2 separate regions of the Homo sapiens genome follow, and region 1 is linked to region 2. A link is an interaction called in ENCODE POLR2A ChIA-PET data of the cell type or tissue named here. Cell type or tissue: PC-9. All regions are shown on one strand.

Region 1 (5,000 bases), 120 kb before region 2:
CAGCCTCCCGAGTAGCTGGAACTATAGGTGCATGCCCCCACACCCAATTAATTTTTGTATTTTTAGTAGAGACAGGGTTTCCCAATGTTGGCCAGGCTGGTCTCGAACTCCTGACCTCAGGTGATCTGCACACCTCGGCCTCCCAAAATGCTGAGATTATAGGCGTGAGCCACCACATCCAGCCATTTTTCTAGGTTCTTAAGGTAGAAGATTAGGCTATTGATTTGAAATCTTTCTTCTTTAATATAGGTTTTACGGCTATAAATTCCCCACTGTGTACTGCTTTAGCTGCATCTTATAAATTTTGGCATATTGCATTTTCATTTTCTTTCACTGCAGAGTATTTTCTAATTTGACTTGTGATCTTTCCTTTGGCTCACTGGATATTTAGACGTATGTATTGTTTAATTTTCACATATTATAAATGTATCAAATTCTCTTCTGATACTGATTTCTAATTTAATTCTATTGGAATAAGATTATACACTTTGTATGATTTCAATCCTCTTAAGTTTACTGAGGCTTATTTTATGGCTGAGCATATGGTCAATTCTGGATAATGCTACCCTTCTACTTTCCAAGAATGTGTATATGTTGCTGCTATAATGTGGAGTCTTCTATAGGCGTCTGTTAGAGTCTACCTGATTTTAAATGACAAATGTTCGCTTCCTCTCAACCAGTCCCTAAACTCTTTCCCTTCTTTATTTTTCCCCAAAATACTTATCAGTATCTGAAATACTAGTTATTTTACTTATTTGTTTACTTTTACCTGCCCCACTAGAATGTCAGCTCCTTTATCCTTTAAGATAAAGATCATACGCATTTTGTTCACTGGTTGCCTGGCACTCAGTAAATGCTCAATAAACACATGCCAATAGAAAAAAATGTGAAAATGTGGCTTATATGTCCTGTAGCTTCACATAAGCCAGTCCTGCAATCAACAAAACAAGGCCCTTCTTGATACAGCTCAGACTCCTTATGGCATTAAAAGCCCTTCATATGCTGTTGGCCCCAATTCATTCATTCCGTGAATCTGTACTGAGCACCTACTATGCAGTTGATGCTGCTGTAGGAGTTGGGGATACGGCAATGAACAAAACAGTCAGGCTTCCTGCCATCCTAGAACTCTCAGTCTAGGAGCATTCTAGGGAGACAACAAAGATTCAAGCAAATATCAAGTTGCGATATGTGCTTAGAAGGAAGTCAATAGGGTGCTGAGACCCCTGGCCAGGCAAAAGTTTGGGGTGAAGTCAGCAGGTCCTTCCCAGGCAAAGAAAGCATCTTGTGCCAAGTCCTTTAGGTATAAAAGAGCATGTTGTACCCAGGGGCTCTGAATCTTTGTGCTCTAGCTCTAGCATGTGTCCTGGTTCCACAGACAGAGCAAGGGCTCATGACTCAGAGAGGCACAAGCCCCTGTCATTTCATCTATAGAATACTGCTCATGCAAGTCAAGGATGTCTTGGCTTGCCTGAGCAATATTGCCCAGCATGAGTCTGGAATCCTGTTGGACTCTGTCTTCCTGGAATGCCTTCTCAACCTTTCATCTCCTGGCTAAATCTTACTCCCTTCAGCATTCCCTCCCATAGGCTGCTTTTCCTGATACCTTCTGCCCTGGTCGAATTAGAGACTCCTCCTCTTTGTTCCTTTAGCCTCTGGATGCCCCAGTAGAGTGCCAGTCACTCCGAATTATTCTGTGCTGTCAGCTCACCATGTGGTGAGTTCTCTGGGGACTTCTCTTTGTCCCCTTGCCTCTGAATCATGCCTGACACTCAGGAGGGTCTCTACTTTGAGAGCACATGAAAAAGCCTAGCATGCTGTATGGCACACCAAGGCCACTCAGCGAAGATGTGCAGTCTAGCATAGCAGGGAGGGCAGAGGCCCTAAGAGTAGACTGCCTCGTTAGAATTCCAGCTCTTCTGGGCTTTGGAAACTTGGGGAAGTTACTTAACCTCCCTGTACCTCAGTTTGCTTATCCATAAAATGATTTTATTTTATTTTTTGAGACAGAGTCTCGCTCTGTAGCCTGGAGTGTAGTGACGTAATCTCTGCTCACTGCAACCTCCGCCTCCTGACAGCAAGCAATTATCTTGCTTCAGCCTCCTGAACAGCTGGGACTACAGGCAACCACCACCACGCCCAGCTAATTTTTGTATTTTTAGTAGAAATGGGGTTTCGCCATGTTGGCCAGGCTAGTCTTGAACTCCTGACCTCAGATGATCTGCCCACCTTGGCCTCCCAAAGTGCTGGGATTGCAGGCGTGAGCCACCATGCCTGGCTCATAAAATGATTTTAAAATAAATATTAAATGAAATAATGCTTGGACATTGCTTACCATTTTGCTTAGCAAGTTCTAGATACTGTTACTATTATTTTTGTTAACCTAAATGTAAAATCACGTTGCCCACAGTAGGCAGTCAATAAACAGTAGACAATATTATAATTAAATAGTGGCAGTGCAGTGCAGAGTGAGGAGCATGGGCTCTGGGTTCTGCAGGAGAGTTCTCCCTTACTAGCTATGTTCTCTGGCTGGGTCAACTTGCCTCTCTGTACATCTGTCTTCTCCTCTGTAAAATAAACTTTGTACTAGTGTCTCACTTAAAAGCTCATGGTAAGGGCTTTGTAAACATTTGTTAAATAAAATGACTACATAACATGTGAAAATGGCCAGCCCACAGCCAGCGCTCAGTAACAGTGATTGTCATCACTGTTATCATGTAACAGGATGTTAATTTCTCCTGTGGCCATGGTTTTTTTTTTTTTTTTTTTTTTTTTTTTTTTTTTTGAGGAGTTTCGCACTTGTTGCTGAGGGTGGAGTGCAGTGTGCGATCCTGGCTCACTGCAACCTCCGCCTCCCAGGTTCAAGCAATTCTCCTGCCTCAGCCTCCCAAGTAGCTGGGATTACAGGCATGGGCCACCATGCCTGGCTAATTTTGTATTTTTAGTAGAGACGGGTTTTCGCCATGTTGGCCAGGCTGGTCTCGAACTCTTGACCTCAGGTGATCTGCCTGCCTCGGCCTCCCAGAGTGCTGGGATTATAGGTGTGAGCCACTGCACCCAGCTGGTCATAGTTAAATCTTAGGACAAAAGACCCACAGACCTCATGTACTTTTTTTTTTTTTTTGAGACAGGGTCTCACTGTGTTGCCCAGGCTGGAGTGCAGTGGCACAATCTTGTCTCACTGCAACCTCTGCTTTCCAGAATCAAGCATTCCTCCCACTGGAGCCTCCTGAGTAGCTGGGACTACAGGCATATGCCACCATGCCTGGCTAATTCTTTTGTATTTTTTATAGAGATGGGGTTTTGCCATGTTGCCCAGGCTAGACCCCACGTTCTAAGTTCCAGAAGCTCCCAGCTGAAGGGACCCAGCAATCAATCTGCAGGTCTTATCAGAGAGGTGGCAGCTCAGAAGAGGCCTTACCACATAGTCCCCTCATCCATAGCCCATCCCCAAGACAGTAAGAAGACAGCTAAAGTGGAAGATGTCTTTGACAGTCAAGAAAGTGCCATGTTCCTGGAGATAGGAGCTAAAGTGTGAGTTGGGGGTGTGAGTAGGTGTTTAAAAGAATCAGTGTTAAGGTTTGGGGGTATCTTCAGCAAGAAATGACTGGCTGATCAAGATTGGGGGTGCCTACAGAAAGGGAAGTTGGTATTCTCCTCCCTGTGGGAGGTCTGTTTATCCCGTCTTACTTACTAAGCCATGTACTACCTGAGCAGGGAGAAGAGAATTGAAGGGAGACAGCAGGTGGGAGACAGCCAGTCAAGACTGCTCCTTCTACCCACAAGTGTCAGGTTTCAGTTCCCAGCCTTGGAGTGGGACACAGTGGAGGTTAGGGTTGGGGGCCACAGCCTTGTAAAACCTCTGCAGAACTTGGGGACAAAAATCACCATGCATCAGAAAGAAGCTGTGTTGAAAGGACCCAAATAGCACAAGAAATCAGCAGTGTCTAGAGGAACAGCACAGGAATTAGTCTGGATGGCAGCAGGTTGTGATGGAGCCACCATCTGTCCTCAGCAAGCATAGATAGGAAACTAGGGCAGCAGCACCCACCCACTTAGCCAGCACTGAATCCTCACCCAGTTAAGACAAAGGCATCTGCTCTCTTCTGTCCTCTTTGCCTCCCTCTTAGCCTAACAGTGCTCTCAGCATTGGTTGCACACTAGAGACCACCTGGGAGCTTTAAAAAGTCCCAGTGCCAAAACCACATCCCGTAGAGACTATGATTCAATTAGTCAGGGGTGGAATCTGGCCTGCTGTGGTAGATTAAAAATGGCCATAATGCCTTACAACTTCCCACCCCTTGAATCTGGATTGGGCTCATGAATTGCTTTGACCAATAGAATGTGGCAGAAGTGACATGGTGCACATTCTGAGCCAGGCCTCTAGAAACCTCACAGCTTCATCTCTCACCTTCTGGGAATGTTGCTGCTATTCAGAAAAGCATGGGCTGGCCTGTTGGGACATGAGAGGCCGAGTGGGAACACAGACCCAGCCATCTCAGCAGTCCCACGTGACAGACATATGTGAGATCCCAGCCAGCACCACCTGGAGAAGATGAACCATCCCAGCTGAGCACAGCCCAAATTGTTGACCCACAGAATTGACCAAATAAGTAATTATTGTTTAAGATATATAACTGAAACAGCTCCCTGGATAATTCAAATGTGCAACAAGGGGCTAGGTGCAGTGGCTCATGCCTGTAATCCCAGCACTTTGGGAGGCTGAGGTGAGTAGATCACCTGAGGTCAGGAGTTCAAGGGCAGCCTGGCCAACATGGTGAAACCCCGTCTCTACTAAAAATACAAAAATTAGCTGGGCATGGTGGCGGGCACCTGTAATCCCAGCTACTTGGGAGGGTGAGGCAGGAGAATTGCTTGAACCCAGGAGGCGGAGGTTGCAGTGAGCTGAGATCACATTATTGCGCTCCAGTCTGGGCAACAAGAGTGAGATTCTGTCTCAAAGAAAAAAAAAAAAGTGCAACCAGAGCTGTAAAATATGATGC
Region 2 (5,000 bases):
TTATGTAACAAGAAAGAAAAGTAAGTTTTCTCTTTCTTTTTCTAAACAACTATTAATAAAACCAGATTTGTGCCAAAAATAAAGATATAAAATAAGATAAATATGGTCTTGCCTTTAAAGAGTTGACAACCGAAAAGAAGAGATGAAAGCAAAATGTATGTGACTAAAATATGCAAGAAGGCTCAGTAGGTTTACCTATTGAATTGATAAAAGATTCATGAAAGAGACGACATTTGGGACAGGCCTTAAAAGATAGATATGAATAAACAAAAATTGGAGGAGTCCAGGTGCAGTGGCTCATGCCTATAATCCCAACACTTTGGGAGGCGAAGGTGGGAGGATTGCTTGAGGCCAGGAGTTCGAGACAGCCTGAGCAACATAGCAAGACCCTGTCTCTGCAAAAAGACAGGTGAGTGTGAGTGGTGGCTCATACCTGTAATCCTGGCACTTTGGGAGGCCAAGGTGCATGGATCACTTGACGTCAGGAGTTCAAGACCAACCTGGCCAACATGGTGAAACCCCATCTCTACTGAAAATACAAAAATCAGCCGGGTGTGGTGGCACACACCTGTAATTTCAGCTACTCAAGAGGCTGAGGCAAGAGAAATGCTTGAACCCGGGAGGTGGAGGTTGCAGTGAGCTGAGGCCATGCCACTACACTTCAGCCTGGGCTGTGACAGAGTGAGACTCCTTTAAAAAAAAAAAAAAAAAATTAGCCATGCCTGGTCGCATAAGCCTGTGGTCTCAGCTTCTCGGGAGGCTGAGGGAGGAAGATTGCTTGAGTCCAGGAGTTCAAAGCTGCACTAAGCTATGATAGTGATACTGCACTCCAGCCTAGGCGATAGAGCGAGACCTCATCTCTAAAAAAGAAATTGGAGGGAAAGGGATTTGTATCAGAGAAAAGGCATTCCTGCAGCAATGTGAGTATGTCCAGGGAGCAGCATACACAAAGGGCTTGGTGACATATCGCCACCTCCCTGATTCACTTCCTGCCGCACCTACCTACTGTCATGCTTACTACCAAGCTCTTCCATATCTTTTCAAATAAGGCAGCTATGAAAAAGTGCAAAGTATGCATTTTCCATTCTGATTTTATCTTATTACATACTGAATTAGGTAAATAAAAATGGATTCAGCACTAGAGGACTTTAGTGAATTATTTAATAGTTTGAGAATGTATTGGCTGTTGGCTGGATTTAATTAGAAATTTTGGTCTTCACCAGATGGATCCAACACTAAAGGCTCTTTAAGTCTCAAGGACAAAGTTGGAATTTCCCATGCAGTAAATTTAGATCTTCGTTTCATGCATCCATAAAGACAGCTATAAATTTCAGAGGCCCAAGGCTTGTCCCAGCATAACATGGGCCTTCACAACAAGTAAATAAATAACTTGAAACTGGAAGGGTGACTTCAAATGATGCTACCACCCTCTCTACTGGAAGACAGTGTGGACAACAACAGGAAGTGGAGGATGTCTGGGAAACGTCTCTGGTCACCTCTTTGGAAAGCAAAAGTCTGGAAAGTCCAAACAAGGTTTGCTCTTAGAGATATGGCAATATTTATAGGACTTGTACACAGGAAACATGAAAGGAAATGGAATTATTCCTTTATGTTCCTTACAATATGAGACCAGATAAGTTCCTAGCCACTCTCTACTTTCAACAGGCCCCAAACACTTGGTCTCTCCTGACCTTCTACACTGTAGCAAAGTGGCTGGGAGGACTTCCTCTGGCTCAGAGTCTCTGTCCTGAATGTTTACATCTTGGTAAAACTGTGGCAGCAAGTTAGATACCTGAGAACTTAGAGTCTAGCTAGACTAGATTCTTGGGTCTGTCACTAACTCATTTGGAGACCTTGGGAAATGGTTTGGCCTAAGTCAGTAGGTCTCAGCCTTTGCTTCAACCTTCACATTATCTCATGTTCTATATGTGCTCACCAGAAACACCTCTCAGGCCAGGTGCTGTGGCTCATGCCTGTAATCCTAATGCTTTGGGAGGCCTAGGTGGGAGCATCACTTGAGCCCAGGAGTTTGAGGCTGCAGTGAGCTATGATCATGCCACTGTACTCCAGCTTGGGCAACAGAATGAGACCCTGTCTCTAAAACAAAACAAAACAAAAACATCTTTCATTAGACATAGATTGTCAATGAGTGTGGCCACCTCCACGCATTTTCTGATTCTCACTGAGATCTCTGAACAAGATGATCTTAGTGTGTTTCACGCATCCCCCTCCTTGCACTTTTAAGTCTTAGGATTCTAGATATAAATTCTCATCAAAAGAGCTTTGAAAAAAACAGGCTCCTACACAATTATGCTTGCATATACTTAGAAAGAAAGATTTAAAAGAAGATGTTAACAGTTGTTTTCTCTGGGAAAGGAACCTAGGGGCCTAATTGTTAAGGAAAAAAAGAGACTGACTCTTCACCGTATACCCTTTATTTTATTTTATTTTATTTTATTTTATTTTATTTTATTTTATTTATTTTATTTTATTTTATTTTATTTTATTTTATTTTATTTTATTTTATTTTATTTTATTTTATTTTTATTTATTTATTTTTTTTGGGAGAGGGCCTGGCTCTGTCACACAGGTTGGAGTGCAGTGGTATGATCTCAGCTCACTGGAATCTGCACCTCCTGGGCTTAAGCAATCCTCCCACCTCAGGCTCCCAAGTAGCTGGGACTACAAGTGCATGACATCATGCCTGGCTAACCTAGTAGAGAAAAATAAAATAAAATTAAAAAATATTTTTAAAAAGAAAAAACAAAAAGGGAACCTCTGGAAGAAGAGTATGGCTGAAGTGGACCTACAGGCTAAGTAGGTAGACAACTAAGAAGGTCTGTTTCCTCCCTTATTCCCTCCCTTCCTTTTCTAAACCTCTTTACTTTCTTGGAAATGACCTTCAGTGCCTGCCACGAACCAGCCACCATGATTGAGTGGGTATTAATTCAGTTTCCTGTACTTTAGTCATTCACACAGCACCTTCTTGAGTTTTGCCACATCTGCCCACCAGCTACATCATAATTAACTTAAAGTTTTTCTTTAAATTAACTCCCTTTCCCTTTTTTCTTTAACTTACCAGCTGGGCGCGGTAGCTCACACCTGTAATCCTAGCACTTTGGGAGGTTGAGGCGGGTGGATCACCTGGGGTCAGGAGTTCGAGACTAGCTGGGCCAACATGGCAAAACCCCATCTTTACTAAAAATACAAAAATTAGCTAGGCGAGGTGGTGCGTGCCTATAATCCCAGCTACTTGGGAGGCTGAGGCAGGAGAATCGCTTGAATCCAGGGAATGGAGGTTGCAATGAGCCAAGATTGCCCCACTTTACTCCAGCCTGGGTGAAAGAGCGAAACTCTGTCTCAAAATAAATAAATACATTAATTAATTAACTTACCTAACTACTTTAGTCTTGCACTAATCAATAACATTCATAAAATGATTTGGTTTGTCAATTATTTTTCTAATGCCTATGAAACTAAACATTGACTATTAGAATTTAAAATGTCTGCCCCCGTGTCTGGGTTACACGTGCCACACTCTGGAATTCACTAGCAATAACTCATTCGGTCCCTGCAACTACTCTCTGAGTAGAAATTATCTTCCTCATCCTACACATGAGAAAACTAAGCTTCAGAGGGGTTAAGTAACTTGCCCAAGGAGACAAAACTAGCAAAGGCAGAGTAAGACTTAAAACCACTCTTGTCTCCAAGGCCTGCATTCTTTCTTTTTATTTTCTTTTTAATTTTTTTTTAGACAGAGTCTCACTCTGGTGCGCAGGATAGATTGCAGAGGTGCGATCTCGGCTCACTGCAACCTCTGCCTCCCAGGTTCAAGTGATTCTCCTGCCTCAGCCTCCGGAGTAGCTGGGATTACTGGCGCCCGCCACCACCCCAGCTAATTTTTTTGTATTTTTAGTAGAGACAGGGTTTCACCATGTTGGCCAGGCTGGTCTCGAACTCCTGGCCTCAAGTGATATACTCACCTCAGCTTCCCAAAGTGCTGGGACTACAGGCGTGAGCCACCACACCCCGCCCCTGCATTCTTTCTTCTAATATTGCCCTAAAGTGGAAGGAAGGGAAAAAAAAGAGTAATACAAAAATGAGACCCGTCCACAGAGGTTCAATGCATTTGATCCAGCCCACTGGTTCAGGCCCTGCAACAAGCCAAGCCCCAGCATCCATTCTTGCCTCCCTGGCAGATGTCTTGCTTCCTCCACCACAAACAAGTCCTGTGTGGTGCGAACTTGGAGACTGATTTGTGTTTGCCAACTGGTGGCTTTGCTCTGAGCGCAGATCCCCCCGCCATGGCTCTGCTGGTGCCAAGGCTCCTAGAAGCCTTTCTAAGCCTTGCCCTTTCAGGTTCCTAACCCTGCCTTCTCACTCCACCATCCGTCAGATCCCACCTTTGTGCTACCTTCCTGCCCAGGCAGACAGGCCAAGGCTTTGCCCTCATGTTGGGGCTTGCTATTTTAGGTAGTGGATTTATGAGAGAGGGCGTTCATTCTGTAAAGTTTGAAAGCATCCTTTTATCTTCTCTTGTTACTAACACCATCTAGTTGCCTAGCACAGAGAAGACACAGAGAAGACACATTCGCTTGGCAAAGGAGGGAAGGATTCTCTGCCACCTCCCCCTTGGCCCCTTCACCTTTGGTCCCCCTACCAAAGAGGAGGCTGGGGTGTGGTCCTTCCGTGAAACTGAGAGAGCACGATTAGGGCCATGTGAGGACCTGGACTCAGTCTGCCTCCCTGCTGCATTCTCTGCCTGCCAACAGTCCACTCTGAGTTTGGTGGTAGAGGTAAGGGGTGGAAGTAGAGCGTTAGACGTAATAGAGCAAAGGAACTAATACTTATTATGGGCCTACTGTTTGTCAAACACTGCTGTTGATCCTTCATATCTGTTACCTCATCTAATACTCTCAACAACCTACAACCATAACAAACAGGTATTATTAGGCTCATCTTACAGATTAGTAAATCCAACTCTGGAAATCTAAATCAAT

The links. Peaks named below come from ENCODE experiments on the same cell type or tissue, not always from the same donor. Only the 100,000 strongest peaks of a DNase experiment are listed, where the experiment ranks them.
Region 1: POLR2A ChIA-PET joins it to region 2 with 7 read pairs; 3 of 35 experiments call an interaction of 5 or more read pairs at or near these places.

The regions. Positions count from the first base shown.
Region 1 is chr20:2,404,614-2,409,613 of GRCh38, reverse strand. All of the region lies in intron 9 of TGM6 (transglutaminase 6), which reads right to left. Among named protein-coding and RNA genes, the nearest start is that of TGM6, 26 kb to the right of the region's middle. In PC-9, no CTCF peak of the experiment used is centred here; no DNase peak of the experiment used is centred here.
Region 2 is chr20:2,281,837-2,286,836 of GRCh38, reverse strand. No RefSeq gene overlaps it. Among named protein-coding and RNA genes, the nearest start is that of TGM3, 12 kb to the left of the region's middle. In PC-9, no CTCF peak of the experiment used is centred here; a DNase peak (open chromatin) is centred at 2,636; H3K27ac peaks cover 404 bases.